2 separate regions of the Homo sapiens genome follow, and region 2 is linked to region 1. Evidence: chromatin contacts called from ENCODE Hi-C or POLR2A ChIA-PET data. All regions are on one chromosome and are shown on one strand. The core of a region is the stretch at or near the end of the contact, and the rest is flanking DNA. Distances in the headings are between cores, read along the strand shown.

What was found. Hi-C counts contacts between places; a loop is a spot of excess contacts on that map. ChIA-PET counts read pairs that join two places held with the same protein, here RNA polymerase II (POLR2A).
Region 2: a map of prostate gland shows a loop between it and region 1 (4-fold over the local background). The contact joins two enhancer-like sites. A Hi-C loop is called at or near these places in 2 of 168 maps with a recorded cell type or tissue (endothelial cell of hepatic sinusoid and prostate gland). POLR2A ChIA-PET finds 5 or more read pairs at or near these places in 1 of 52 experiments (AG04450).

What each region holds. Positions count from the first base shown.
Region 1 is chr2:67,663,754-67,670,322 of GRCh38, reverse strand. No RefSeq gene overlaps it. Among named protein-coding and RNA genes, the nearest start is that of LINC02831, 100 kb to the right of the region's middle. Within about 2 kb of position 3,747, at least 8 of the 41 ENCODE cell types and tissues checked have a DNase peak (open chromatin) inside an H3K27ac peak, as active enhancers do.
Region 2 is chr2:67,770,329-67,776,897 of GRCh38, reverse strand. No RefSeq gene overlaps it. Among named protein-coding and RNA genes, the nearest start is that of LINC01812, 52 kb to the left of the region's middle. Within about 2 kb of position 3,902, at least 2 of the 41 ENCODE cell types and tissues checked have a DNase peak (open chromatin) inside an H3K27ac peak, as active enhancers do.

The DNA.
Region 1 (6,569 bases), core at 2,498-4,997:
CCATCGACTTCCTCTGCCCTCATCTCCTCCCTCTCCTGTGCCTTTGGTATTTATTACCGTACCTTCCCTATTTGCTGGTAATCACTTACCTTGCTTTTCTATTTTTTCTTCTCCCTCCCGTCCTATTGCTTTATTTCACTGTCACTCTTGCCATAATTTTATTTTTTTTTTTAGCCAACTAAAACTATTCTGACGAGATGATTTGCTGCTGCTACTACCCTAGGCCCAGTTATGACACAGAAATCAGGCCCACCCATCCCTTCCTCCCTTCTCCTTGTAGAAAACAGTCAAGTTCATTCAAGTTCCTATCTGTCGTGTAAGAAATCACCCTCCTACCATATGGGATAACTTATGGCTGCAAATAAAAATTTCCCAGTGTTTGGCTGCTCACGAGTTTTCACTTCCCCAGCACAGCTTGGGTAAGCCCCAAGATGTTAAAATTCCTAGGGAGTGCGTATTTTCATGGAAATCCACTTTCTGCTTCTAGAATATTTCTTCTACTCATAGAGACTTAACTTTTCAATAACGTTATAGAATGGCACATGTTTTCTCTTCCACCCCTACTCTGACCCCTGCTTCTCCTTCTTTTTTAAGAAAGGCAGTTTTGAGTTCTCAACTTCATTTGTTTTCTTCGGTTCATGGAATAGAGGAATTTTTCTGTATAAATAAGAGCTTTAACCTCTTTCTCACTCTAACTTATAAATAACAGCTCACATTAGAATTAAAAGGCCCATTTTATTTAAGTTGACTCTGTTTCTAGGGATTTGAGTGATTGTGAGTAGGGCTACTTTCTACACAGTTTACGAAGGTAATGCCTGGCATTGCCCCAGACACAGCCACACGTGTAAAAAGCCAGGGCTTAGGAAGCTGTGGGTGCCATCTGGGGTCATATAGATAACCTGATTTTCTTCCGGAGATGTTATGGAACTGCTTTGAAATAACAGGCACTAGATAGACTTTTGTGATTTATGAATTATCCAGATAACCTCTATGATTCATTCCTCATTCCAAATTCTTTCAGAAGATAGACAGGTCTAACCATGTACTCACTTTGACCTAGCCCATGTCTCCACAGTTTGGTAGAACTAATTTTTCCAAGGACATAGTCCACACCCATTTATTAAGTCTTGACATTATTACTGTTGACTTTTATTTAAGAGATTTTCTGAATGGTGATTTCCTATGTAGTAGTTAAAGCATCCATGGCTTGTGGAAGGGAGTCAGTGGGCCTGGGTTATACCCTCAGTTCCACTCCTGGGTCACTCTAGAGTAAATGACTTAATCCTTGGTGTCTAATTCCGTGCAAGTGAAATAACATGGCCTTGGAAAGCAATAAAAAGGAAGAGCAGGGAATGGGTCAATGCTATTAGTTAAGTAGATTTACATTTATGTTAAAAAATTTAAAACCTTGACTGGTAGATTTCCAGTTGCCACTTATTTGAAAGCTGTGCTCTAAAGTTTTCTGGGGTTTGCAGCCTATGGTCATTAGGTTGATAGCTCTTACCTGTCTTAGAGTCTTACAGAGTGTTCTAGAAGCCAGGGGCTTTTAAATTTTTTGATGACATCACTTCCATTTTTTTCTGTGTCTCAATTACAAACCTTCAAAATGATCACTGTTGTAATACAATGCTGAATGATCTATTATCCTTTAAAGGATACCTTGATGATACACAATGCTGTGACATTACTTTCAATGCTTGGATCATCTTTTAAATGGTGCCTATGTGTAGCACATTGTCAGGGATATGAGGAAATTTTCCATTTCCTTCCCCAAGAAAATCACTGAACAACTCTTCCATGTTTGTAGTAGTTCATGATTATTATTATTATCATTATTTTGCAGGAAAATATTTTATTCCACAATTAAACATAGGCTTGCTATGAATATATCCCTAGGAGAAGTACCATAGATTTAAATTTAGACCAAGGCTTAAGTGACTGGTACTGGATTCTTGAGGGCAGATTTTGGATGTGGCTGTGTGGTGGAGAAACACCCTGGTTTCCTGGAAGGTGGAAGACAGACCTAGAGAAAAGGCAATGCTAAACACAGAAAGAGGACCTTCAGGAGCTGAGAGAGCTGAAAACAGATTCTTTCACCCTTCCTAGCTGGCCTCTGCCCTTGCCAAGATGTTGTTCTGAACGTCAAGCCTTCCTTGGTGTGAAATACCCTTCTCTCTCATCCAAAACCAGAGGAACGAAGCCAGCCCTGAGGCCAGGATTAAGAAGGAAGATTGTGAGGGGACACCTTTCCCTCCAGGGATGATGGCACTGACTATGCCCACTAAACTATTGGATTCCAGTGCTAAGCAGTTACAAGAAGTTAAAAGAAATAGTGACATGGATTAACAGTCTTGGATGGGGTACTAAAAACTAAAACAATTCATTGCAAAGTTCAGTGTGAGAAGGAATGAAGTATTATGTGGGGAAGGGATTGCAAATGCAGTTTCCTATATTGATGTTCTGGTTATGTTTTATAATTTGCTCATATTAGGATGGAGCAGGGAAAGAAACCCAAACCAGATGAAACTGAGATAAACACACATAATGGAAAAAGCTCTGACCCAACCACCAGGAGATTGGATTATTAGCCTTTCTCAATCACAAGCAGTTTTGTGGGTTTGGGGGCAAGTCACTTCACCTCCCCAAGCCTTCACCTTCTCATGTGAAAAGAATTACAGCAGAGCCTAGATTGCTTATTGTAGAAAGCTGATTTGAGATAAAATATGTAAAAGCATTTTGTAAACTGGAAAGTACTATTTACATATCAGGGTTTATTATTCTTTCTTAATCCTGCCAATCCACTGTCCTGTCCACCAAAAGAACAGAAAAATGTTGGCACAGGACAATTTTCACAGTTTGGAAGGAGGAGTAAGTTGTTGCCTTTGCACCCTTCACTGCTAACATCTGTCACCCCCCAGCTCTGACAGCTGCTTCCAAGTTTCCTTTATGAAAGAAACAAAACAAGATTGGGTCGGCCCCCAATTCCTACTCTACCATGCTCTGAATCTTATTAAAAAATTAACATCTCTTTTTTTTCCACATATGCTTGGAAAGAGGCCATGAAAGAAAGCTCTTGGCCATCTTTTTATCCTATTTTTCATCTGGTTTGGGTTCCTTTCCCTCCCCTAACCTGCTATTAGCAAATCATAAAAAATAACCAGAGCATCAATATAGGAAGCTGCATTTGCAATCCCTTCCCCACGTAATGCTTCATTCCTTCTCACACTAAACTGTGCAATGAACTGTTTCATTTCTCAGTACCCAATCCAAGGAAATTTCTCATTCAGTAATATTAATAATAATATATTTTTAAACCTTGACTTAAAATTACAGTAAGTGCCAAGACGCTCTAGTTGCTATTTTGTTGAAATAATATCAGGTTTCCTGTGATGCTTTACATAGCTGTCATCTCTGTGATATAATATGCCCATGATTTATTAACCTACTAAAAGTGCTGTCATTGACTTGTCATAATAAACTTTTCTTAAAATATTAAAGCCTAGAACGTTGAGCAATAGCTCAAACCAGCACAGAGGCTCTATCTGGTTGTCGATTTGGACTTGGTGGCCTGAAGTTTGCCTTTTACATCTTGGAAAGAGAAGCCCTGCCTTGGCCCCTTCCCCTTCTTACTCTCCCTCCCTCTGGACTCTTTGTCACCAAACAGTCTGGCAGAGAGCAGGGGACGGCATGTGAGGAACTCTGAACATGAAGGATGACCTCAAGCTTCAGCCCGAGGGTCAGTTCTGTGACTCTAAAGGCTTTCTGGCCTCTGTAGAGAGGAATCTAAACACAGAGATCCTCACCCAATGTGCCTTTGTGAACAGGCATTGCATCCACTTCCTTGTGGGGAGTGGTGAGGGGAGGGAGTGTTGATACTTTTTAGAAAGAGAAAAATGTCTGACCCTGGAATCTGAGTTTATTTTTCTTGGATTTGAAAGCAGGAAGGAATTTTGAATCGGGGAGTAGGCAGACACAATGGAGACACATGGAAGACCTGCAGTCAAGGCTCTGTCTCTCTTCTGGGGACCTGTACCTCTGGCCTTGCCACGTGTGTTGGCTGATCCCCTTGACTCTGGTACTGAAGGGGGATGATCCTGGTGACCTGACCACTGTTCATTAAAATGTTCATACCCAGCCAGGCACGGTGGCTCATGCTCATAATCTCAGCACTTTGGGAGGCCGAGGCGGGTGGATCACGAGGTCAGGAGATTGAGACCATCCTGGCTGACACGGTGAAACTCCATCTCTACTAAAAATACAAAAAATTAGCCGGGTGGTGGCGGGCGCCTGTAGTCCCAGCTACTCGGGAGGCTGAGGCAGCAGAAAGGCATGAACCTGGGAGGCAGAGGTTGCAGTGAGCCTAGATTGTGCCACTGCACTCCAGCCTGGGTGAAAGAGTGAGACTCCGTCTCAAAAAAAAAAAAAAAAAAGTTCATACCCTGGTGCTCATCTCCCCAGGTTTGGCAGACTGTTCCGACAAGCTTGTGAGATTCCCCCAAAATGATTCACGTGTATTTCAATTAGAGATTTGGGAGGCCTTGCTAGCTAACTTATTTATCATGAAATTAGAGCAATGAAAAAAGGTGCAAGTCTTAGATTCATAAAATCTAGGAGTGAGGTAAAGTTGGAAGGTAAGAGAAAGAGGGAGATATTGAGAGGGGAGAGGGAAAGGTAAAGAGAATTTAAGATATGTAATACACATCTTTGTACTTCAATTACACTTTAAAGTCATTTTGTCAAGTTAGAAGCATAAATATATAAGTATATTTAAATATATGGAGAATTTTTAATGATCACAAAATGATCATGTTTGGTTCATCTGGAGATGTGAAGGCCCAATCAAGACTCCAACAAAAAATGAGCATGTCTGGAAGAAAGTATGTCCAACCCAAACTTGCCTACTGACAAGTAAAAGGTCAAGGTTTGGAGTACGAGACATGAAATGTATGTACTGTAATTTCAGAAAACTAAAAATGCACTTGAGAAATACTTCTGATTTTTTTGTTATGATTTTACATTTATAGGATGATTACAAAAGGTACAAAAATTAACTTTCCTCATTCAGCTAGCTCTTTCACAACAAATGCTTGGTGTTGTCAGTGCCAATGGATCAAAATTGTCGAGGGTAGGTTCAGTTATTTTCATCCAGATTGGGATCCTAAGAAATCAGTCACTAAACCAATATCATAGAATTGCTCAGAGAATGAGATTAAAAAAGTATTTGGGGGAGAAGGGGATTTTAAATGACTCTATAAATATAACATTTGCAGTCACTATTTCTTAAAGTATGCTAGACATGGTTACCTTACCACTAATCTAGACCTTAAGCCCTTAGAGAATAGGCATGATTGACATCCGGCAGTCAGTATGATGACTGAGTTGAGGTGATGTACTAGGCACTGGGAGGAGACTTTCATTTTTCCTTTCTGTGCAGCAAATATTTATTGAGCCTGTATTATCCTCTTGGTCCTCTGTTAAACACAACCAACATAGCAGTAAACAAATCTTAAGTGTCTTCATAGCATTTACATTCTAGCAGAAAGGACTGATAAGACATATAATTTTTTTAACCTTATATTTTTAACTGCTTATATGCTAGACTGGAATAAAATGGAAAATATTTGAAACAGCACATACAAATGGTATATAACAAAAAATGCATATGTTTGGACACTTGGAACTTCTGAAGAATGGAAATAATCCACCAGCTAGAATATTCTTTTTTTTTTTTTTGAGATGGAGTTTTGCTCTTGTCATCCAGGTGGTGCAATGGCGCAATCTTGGCTTACTGCAACCTCTGCCTCCTGGGTTCAAGCAGTTCTCCTGCCTCAGCCTCCTGAGTAGCTGAGATTACAAGGGCCCGCCACCACGCCCAGCTAATTTCTGTATTTTTAGTAGAGATGGGGTTTCACCATGCTGGCCAGGCTGGTCTCAAACTCCTGACCTCAGGTGGGTGGGCGATCACCCACCTCTGCCTCCCAAAGTGCTGGGATTACAGATGTGAGCTACTGTGCCCGGCTAGAATATTCTTAAGAGATGAAGGAGATTGAGAAGGAAAGAGGCAATGAGGCCTTGACAAGAAGAACCATAGCGGGAAGGAATAAAAATGAAGTGGTCTGTGTCCTTTTCCTACTCAGCAGGTCTAGTTCAGTGCCAAGGACTCGATGGGTATTCTACAGGGGTGGCAGCCTCCCCTGCTCCTCCTTGAGCTGCTGCACACTTCTTATTGTTGGCAGAATGAGGAAAGTCTGGCTTATAGCACATGTTAGCATTGGCAATATTCGTGCATGGTGACACACTGGGGGATGCCTTTACCCATACTTGAAATCAATGCCTTGTTGACAGAACTTTCTTAGAGCTGGAATGCAGAAGGTCCCATGGGTCTTGTGTTGCTCTCTCCTGGAAAAGCTGGTGAGAATCCAATGGTTGGACTCAAGACTCACAGGAAGCCTGGCATAGCACACAAGAAATTTGGTCTGGCTCATTCAGGGAGCCAATTGATTGGGCTTCAGATAAACCAAACATCAAATGCAAATCCCTATGCTCTTCTGCAGTTATGCACCTCAGTA
Region 2 (6,569 bases), core at 2,653-5,152, 110 kb before region 1:
CAGCCAAAACCAGCCCCTACCTAGGTTCATGCATTAAACCCCATTGCAAGGGTTTTTAGTCCCCATTTTGTCTCAGAGTCTAATCGGCTAAGAATTTGGAAACATACTGCTAAAGTGAGCATTGAGGAGGGCACTTCGTAGGCACACTATAAGGGCTTCTGATTGGCCATCAAAGAGAAGGGAAATCTGCTGACTCCTACTAATGAGAATTTTCTGCAGTCTCATATGTTAAACCTTAACTAATTATCCCTAAGAAGAGCTGCTCCCCAAACTCATTAACTAATTAAACATTTCCAGATAGAGAGTTACCCATGCTGCATTATATTGCTGAAGTCACTGGTGTTCTTCCCCAGGTTTATAGTGATTTCTTAACAAAACCCAAGGATGCCTGGATCCTGGATTGTTGATCATTGATCTGCCTATGAGCCATGCCACTGGCGTGGCTACTGATTCATGCCAGTGGTTTGATGGGCCCTCAGAGTTTGCCCTCTGGAAGCTGACAGCCAGGCCTCTAGGGATCCCTGAGGGTTTCCCTAGCATCCTCTTTTTTAGCAGGATCATGAAAAAGGAAACTGGGTTGGCCTCTTTCAGCACGAGGGAGCCTTTGCTCTCAGCTGTGATTAAGAAAGCAGTGCTTCTCCGGATGGGGAATTTTCCCTTTGTTTCGCTTTTATTGAGGATCCCCTATCCTGAGGTGTTTTAAATTAAATAGCTAGATTCTGAAAATGTTAATTACTGCAATGTATTGGAGAACTTGATATCGGGATTCATTTTCCTTTGAAATACCACAAATACTAAACCCACATTGCCTCCATTTGTGCTGGGCAAATGGTGACTCTAATTCAGTCAGTTTCGGTTGTGGTTATAGGGCCTGGTTAGGGTCCTGAGGTACTCTCTGGAATGTGTAGTTTTTACCCTAATTCCAGAATTGGTGGCTGGGCCTTTGCTATACATTTGTAGCAGAGGCACACTGGTTGCATTTGTAGCTGAGAGAGGCAGTGTTAATTAGTGGTTAAGGGCTGGGCTTTGGGCATAGATGGGTTAGAACCCCTGCTTCTCCCTTACTGTCTCTGTGAATTGGGGCAAATACCTTCACTTCTCCGAGTTTTGTATTTTCATTTGTAAAATAAGAAAATAAAAATACAGGTCCAAAATTGCTTTCCGAACACTTAGGGCAAAATGTATTTTAGAATTGAGATTCTTTCAGATTTTAGAAAAATGAAATAGCACATATGCCCTATTTTACATTAAACTACCAGCAAAGGTGAGGTCTGGGTGGTATCCTGTAACCTATTAATATTTCTGCAGCAAAATGACAATTCATGCTAAATAAAGATTAGGAATAGGCTCACAGCAATTCAAATTCAGGTCAGATTTTACTGCCAAGTGAGTTTGTGGCAAAACTTATCTAAAAAGTAAATGGTTTTCAGGGCTTTTTGGATTTTGGAATTGTAGATAAGGGATAGCAGATCAGTATTTACTTACATTCTTCTTAAATAAGGTATGTGTGAAGTACTTATTACAAGGGTTTTTACACACTAACTGCCCAAAAAAAGTTAGCTAGCATTGAGATTCTTATTCCCTTGCTAGAACCCACTTCCTTAGTGTTTGTCTCTGAGTCTTCTGGCTGGTCATTTTGTCTCTGAGTTAGCTGTAAAAATGTATCATCTACGCATGTATGCAGATGAGAGAACTTTTACTAGCTCTGCCTTGGAAAGTGTTTCTTCTGTTCTGCTAATTTTAGAAACCATCACAGTCCAGTAGAACATTTTGCAATGATGGAAATGGGCTGCCCAATATGGCAGCCATTAGCCATCTGTGGCTGTTAAGCACTTAAAATGTGGCCAATGTAATTGAGAAATTAAATTTTAAATTTCATTTAATTTTAGTTAATTAATTTAAATTTAAATTTAAGTAGCCACATGGGGATAGTGACCACTGTGTATTAGGCAGTGCAGGTCTAGACCTGAACATAGTGTCAAATGCTGAGATGACCTTGTCCTCTTTAGATGCAAGATTCTTTATCCTTAAGCTGCTGAAGCTGGTGAGGAATTGCTCTTTCACTTGTTTATTTACCAAGTATTCTGTGAATTTCTACTACGTGCCTTCTACTCTGTGTTAGGTACTGGGGATAGAGAACAAGGTTTCCTCACCCAAGGAGAACATAGATACATTAGCATATGTAAGCCTACATTTAAAAACATAAATAGGCTGTGATGAGTCCAGTGATAGAGATATTGGATTGCTGTGGGAACACAGAGTGGGGACACACAAACAGTGTGGGGAAAGGTCAGAGAAAACTTCATTGAGAAGGAAGGAAGCTTTTTGTAGCGCTTTGTACAAGCAGCATGAGTTAGCCAAGGGAGAGTAAGAGGAAGAAGGAATTATAAGGCAGAATGAGAGAAGACATGGAAATGAGACCTAATGTGACGTTCTGGTAAGCTATCAGCTCTTGATGTGGCTAGAGTGGCAGGAGTTGGGGCTGGAGTATGGATGGAGCTGAGAACGTGGAGGGCCTTGCTTGCTGCAGAGCTCCTGCAGGCAATACTCAGAGCCAAAGCAAACCTGAAAAGTGGGGATTCACTTTGTCACTGTTCTAGTCAGTATTTAGTTAGGAAAATGGAAGACATTTTAAGTATTTCAAGATGGAAGAGGTTTCATGTGGGGAATTGGAGGTCTATGTAAAGATTGGAGTCTGGAGACCAAAGGTGAGAATGCTTTCAAGAAATGTAAATTTCAGAGATTGCTGGAAACCACCAGCTATGGTCTGGGCTGCCTGTAGCCTTGTAAATCATGGGCAAAAGTCCACATCTGCTGTCTGCTTGCTTCCAAGGCTTATGTGTCTGCTGAAGCTGGAGAAGATGCTTTTCTTCTCTTTTGTCTTCCAAAGCTTACGTCAATTTCTTTCAATGGTGGAATTTAGCCAGGGAATCTGTGAATTGTAGTACTCGGGCTTTCCGTTCTTGAGGTTCAGAGAAGAGCCTAGAAGAGCAGGATAGTACTGAGTAATGACAAACAGTATAAGACATCACCTTTTTTTCAGTGCCTTAGACTAGTAATATCGGCTATAGGTGAAGTGACCACAGAATTTATTATACAAACCAGGTCATTTTTAAAAACAAAAGGGGCTATAAAATTAGTTAATAGGTATTAGTTAATACAAAGAAGTATTATCCCAGGCAAATGGAAACATATGGTTACCCTAGATTATGGCATCATTAAGAAATGCTTGCCTTTTTTTTTTTTTTTTTTTTTTGTAAAATAAGAGGGAAATAGAAGAAACAACAAGAGAATAATGTTAATCATTGTCAAATCTGGATGATAGATATGTGGGGTTTTATTATACTATTCTATCTACTGTTGTGTTTGAAATTCTCATAATAAAAGTTAACTAAAAAGAAGTACCTGAAATTGAAATTTTTAATTTTTTTAATTTTTAATTTTGTGTGAGTATATATATAAATTTATATATATATATGCATAACTTTTTAAAAATTTCACACTGTGTGTGTGCGTGTGTATCCAATTCAGATGATGGTGTTTTAAAGGAAAATATATACTATGTGGTCTTTAATACTCTGAGGATAAAGTATTGTAACCAGGAAGGGGGAGGGAAGTTTCGGGTTTGGCCCTTGGGGCTGTTGGACACCACACCTGAATTGTTTATTGTTGGTCAGTAGGTCTTTGGGGGCTTTGATAATTAGTCTAGAAGCTAGAATTGCAATGAAATTAGCCCCTGAGATGATTTATCACACTCTTGACATCTAGAAAGTGCTCAGTGAAGATTTATTCAGTCAATGAAAGAGAAATAGTGGTGCGTTTTTCCTTTGTAGGAAGTGAGTTTAAACTCAAATGACAGCTGGCAAGGCTGGGAAAAGTCTGGAAAGATAGCTATCTAGATGTCAGGGACCTTGGCTGTTTTTTGGAACACAAAGGGGCTGATTGCGTCATACTCACTTGATTTTCCTTTTTTTTTTTTTTGTTTATCCAGTTAAGCTCTTAACTCTGCTTTTGAAAAAATAAATTTATTGTGAGTTCAGTAGAGCTCTGATTCTTGTTTCTCCAGCATGGAAGCAGATGTGCGTTTGGAGCATGCTGGTTTGGGGGACCCACCAACCATCCGAAGGAGCCGAATGTGAAATGAGCAGGGATTTTTGGCTCCCCTTCTCAATGATGCTTTGTGATCTAAGAGGTGTTTTCCGTTTTCAGCAATGTGCTGCAGAATGGTCTGTAACGGTCTGTTGCAATTTTCTCCCTAAATCTCCCATGTTTCTGCCAATAGTGAATTAGACTGTCATTAGCTTCACAGATGTGCTTTGATCCCAATATGGCTTGTCTCCTGGCAAGGAGACATCTGAACCATTGATGCAGATTTTCTAAACCTGGAGGATGAAGCACAATATTGTGGAAGCAACACGGAAGAGGAGCCTGGAGCCTTGGGTTCCAGTCACATCTCTGTAGTTAATTAACTATGTCATCTTGGGTGAGGCATGAAATTCTCATTGTCTCAGTTCTCTGGTCTGTGAAAGGAGATTGGATTGATTCCTAAGTTCCTTTCAGATTCTCTCATATTGAATAGGAAAACTCTTCAGGTTTAGGAATAGATGCTATCTTGCTGTTGGGGTTTTGGTTTTCTGAACGGAAAATCCACAGTGCTTTCCAGGGATAGCCATTGATCCTATTTGGTTATTAGCTCCCTACTCCCTACTCTGCTGCCTGTAAAAGGGTACAACAACTGCTTAGGTTTGATGATATATATTCTGGGCATCTCTGTCCTTCAAAGGCCAACTTGTTTAAAGGAGGAAAAAGAAGTTAAAGAATCATGAATTTCAGAGCTGATTAACCATTATCTAGGGAGTCTTAACCATGATCTAGGGACTTTGAGTCTAACTCTCCTACCTTACAGATTAGGAACTCGAGGACCAGAGAGGGTAGGTTGCTTGCCCAAGGCCACAGTGACAGAGCTAGACCCAACTTCAGCTTACCTACTTTTGGGCCATAATCCCAACACTCAGGCTTGTCAGAAGACTGGAACTTGGTCAATGGAAAGATCCTTAGTGATTTTAATTTCACATGGATCAGTAGAAGTTTTGATAGGAATATCATGACATGTTAAGTTGGAGTAGAGGTGCCTCTTCAGCTTCAGGAAAAGTGTGGCTTGGAAGCTCTGGGGTCAAGTTCTGGCTCTACGGTGTGCTAAGCCAAGCAACTCCTTTACTGGTATGAGCCTCTGACTCCTCATCTGTCAAATGGAGATGGTAATAATACCTTCATTGCCTACATCTCAGGCCTTTCATGCTGAGCTTGCGCATTTATGACAACTCTGACGACTAAATAGATTTATACAAAGGATAATGTAAAATAATAACAATCACTCATTGAATATTTCTCATGTGTCAAGTGCTGTTTGTGCACCTTGGATACACTTGTTCATCCAATCCTCAATCAATGCCATTAGGCAAGTTCTATAAATGAGGAAACTGAACTTACCTAATACAACAAAGATTGTTCATCTAATAAAGGAAGCACTGGATTCATGCTAAGACAACCAGAGTATGTGCTCTGAACCACACACTAGAATGTGAAAGACCTTATCACTGAGCTTTCTTCCAGTGGTTTTGTGATACCTTTCTCTGATTCCTATGCATGCTAGTCTGGATGATGCTGGGAGATATGTGTGTATGATGGGTACCAATCCAAACAACCCATTTCATAGCGGGTGATGTGTGTAATACTCTGCCCACAGTGCCTACTCTGCCCCAGAACCAGGGAGTGTGGATGACTAATTTTGGCAACAGTGATTGTTGAAACCAACCCCTAAACCACTCATCACCACCCTACCCTGCCCCACTCATCTCTGGGCAGGTTGCTCAGCATCTCAGTAAAATGATCAGTATCTGCCATGAATAGCCAGAGACATATTTGGAAGGAGAATAGAAGCCATAGGCCTTCTGTATTGACCCAGAGCAGTAGAAAACATATATGGAATCAGTTCTTGGGAAAAAGGGGTCATACTGATATCTTTTTATCTCTAGTTATCCCTACCCATCTATTTCTTTCTATCTATCTATCTATCTATCTATCTATCTATCTATCTATCCATCAACCGATTATCTATCATTTGAGCCTTTAAAGTACATTTGAATTTGACTCATAAGGGGCTCATTTAGAAGGTTTTGATTTCCAGTTCTTCCCTCCTGTCCAACCTGCTTTAGGCTGTAAAATGTACCAAAGAGTCTTTGAAGTGCATGTCTTAGTGAGGTGACAGGGGGAGGAGAGACAATTCACAATTGGCCACTATTAGTCCAGCTGAGAGTTGGGCCACAGTGAGGGATGGGGCATCTCTCCCAGGAGGGCCACCTGCCTCTAACAGCCTTCCTTTTGCATACATCTTGGAATGCCAGGAGAAAGTGTGCAAAGAAAATGGAGTTATTTGGACAAATATTCCTAAGTTTCAAATTTGTTTTAATGAACATCAAGCCAGATGATAGGGGAAACATCTAAAGTGCTTGTATATAAGAGATAAACTTATGTGTCTATATGTGTGTATATGTATATGTGCTTTTACA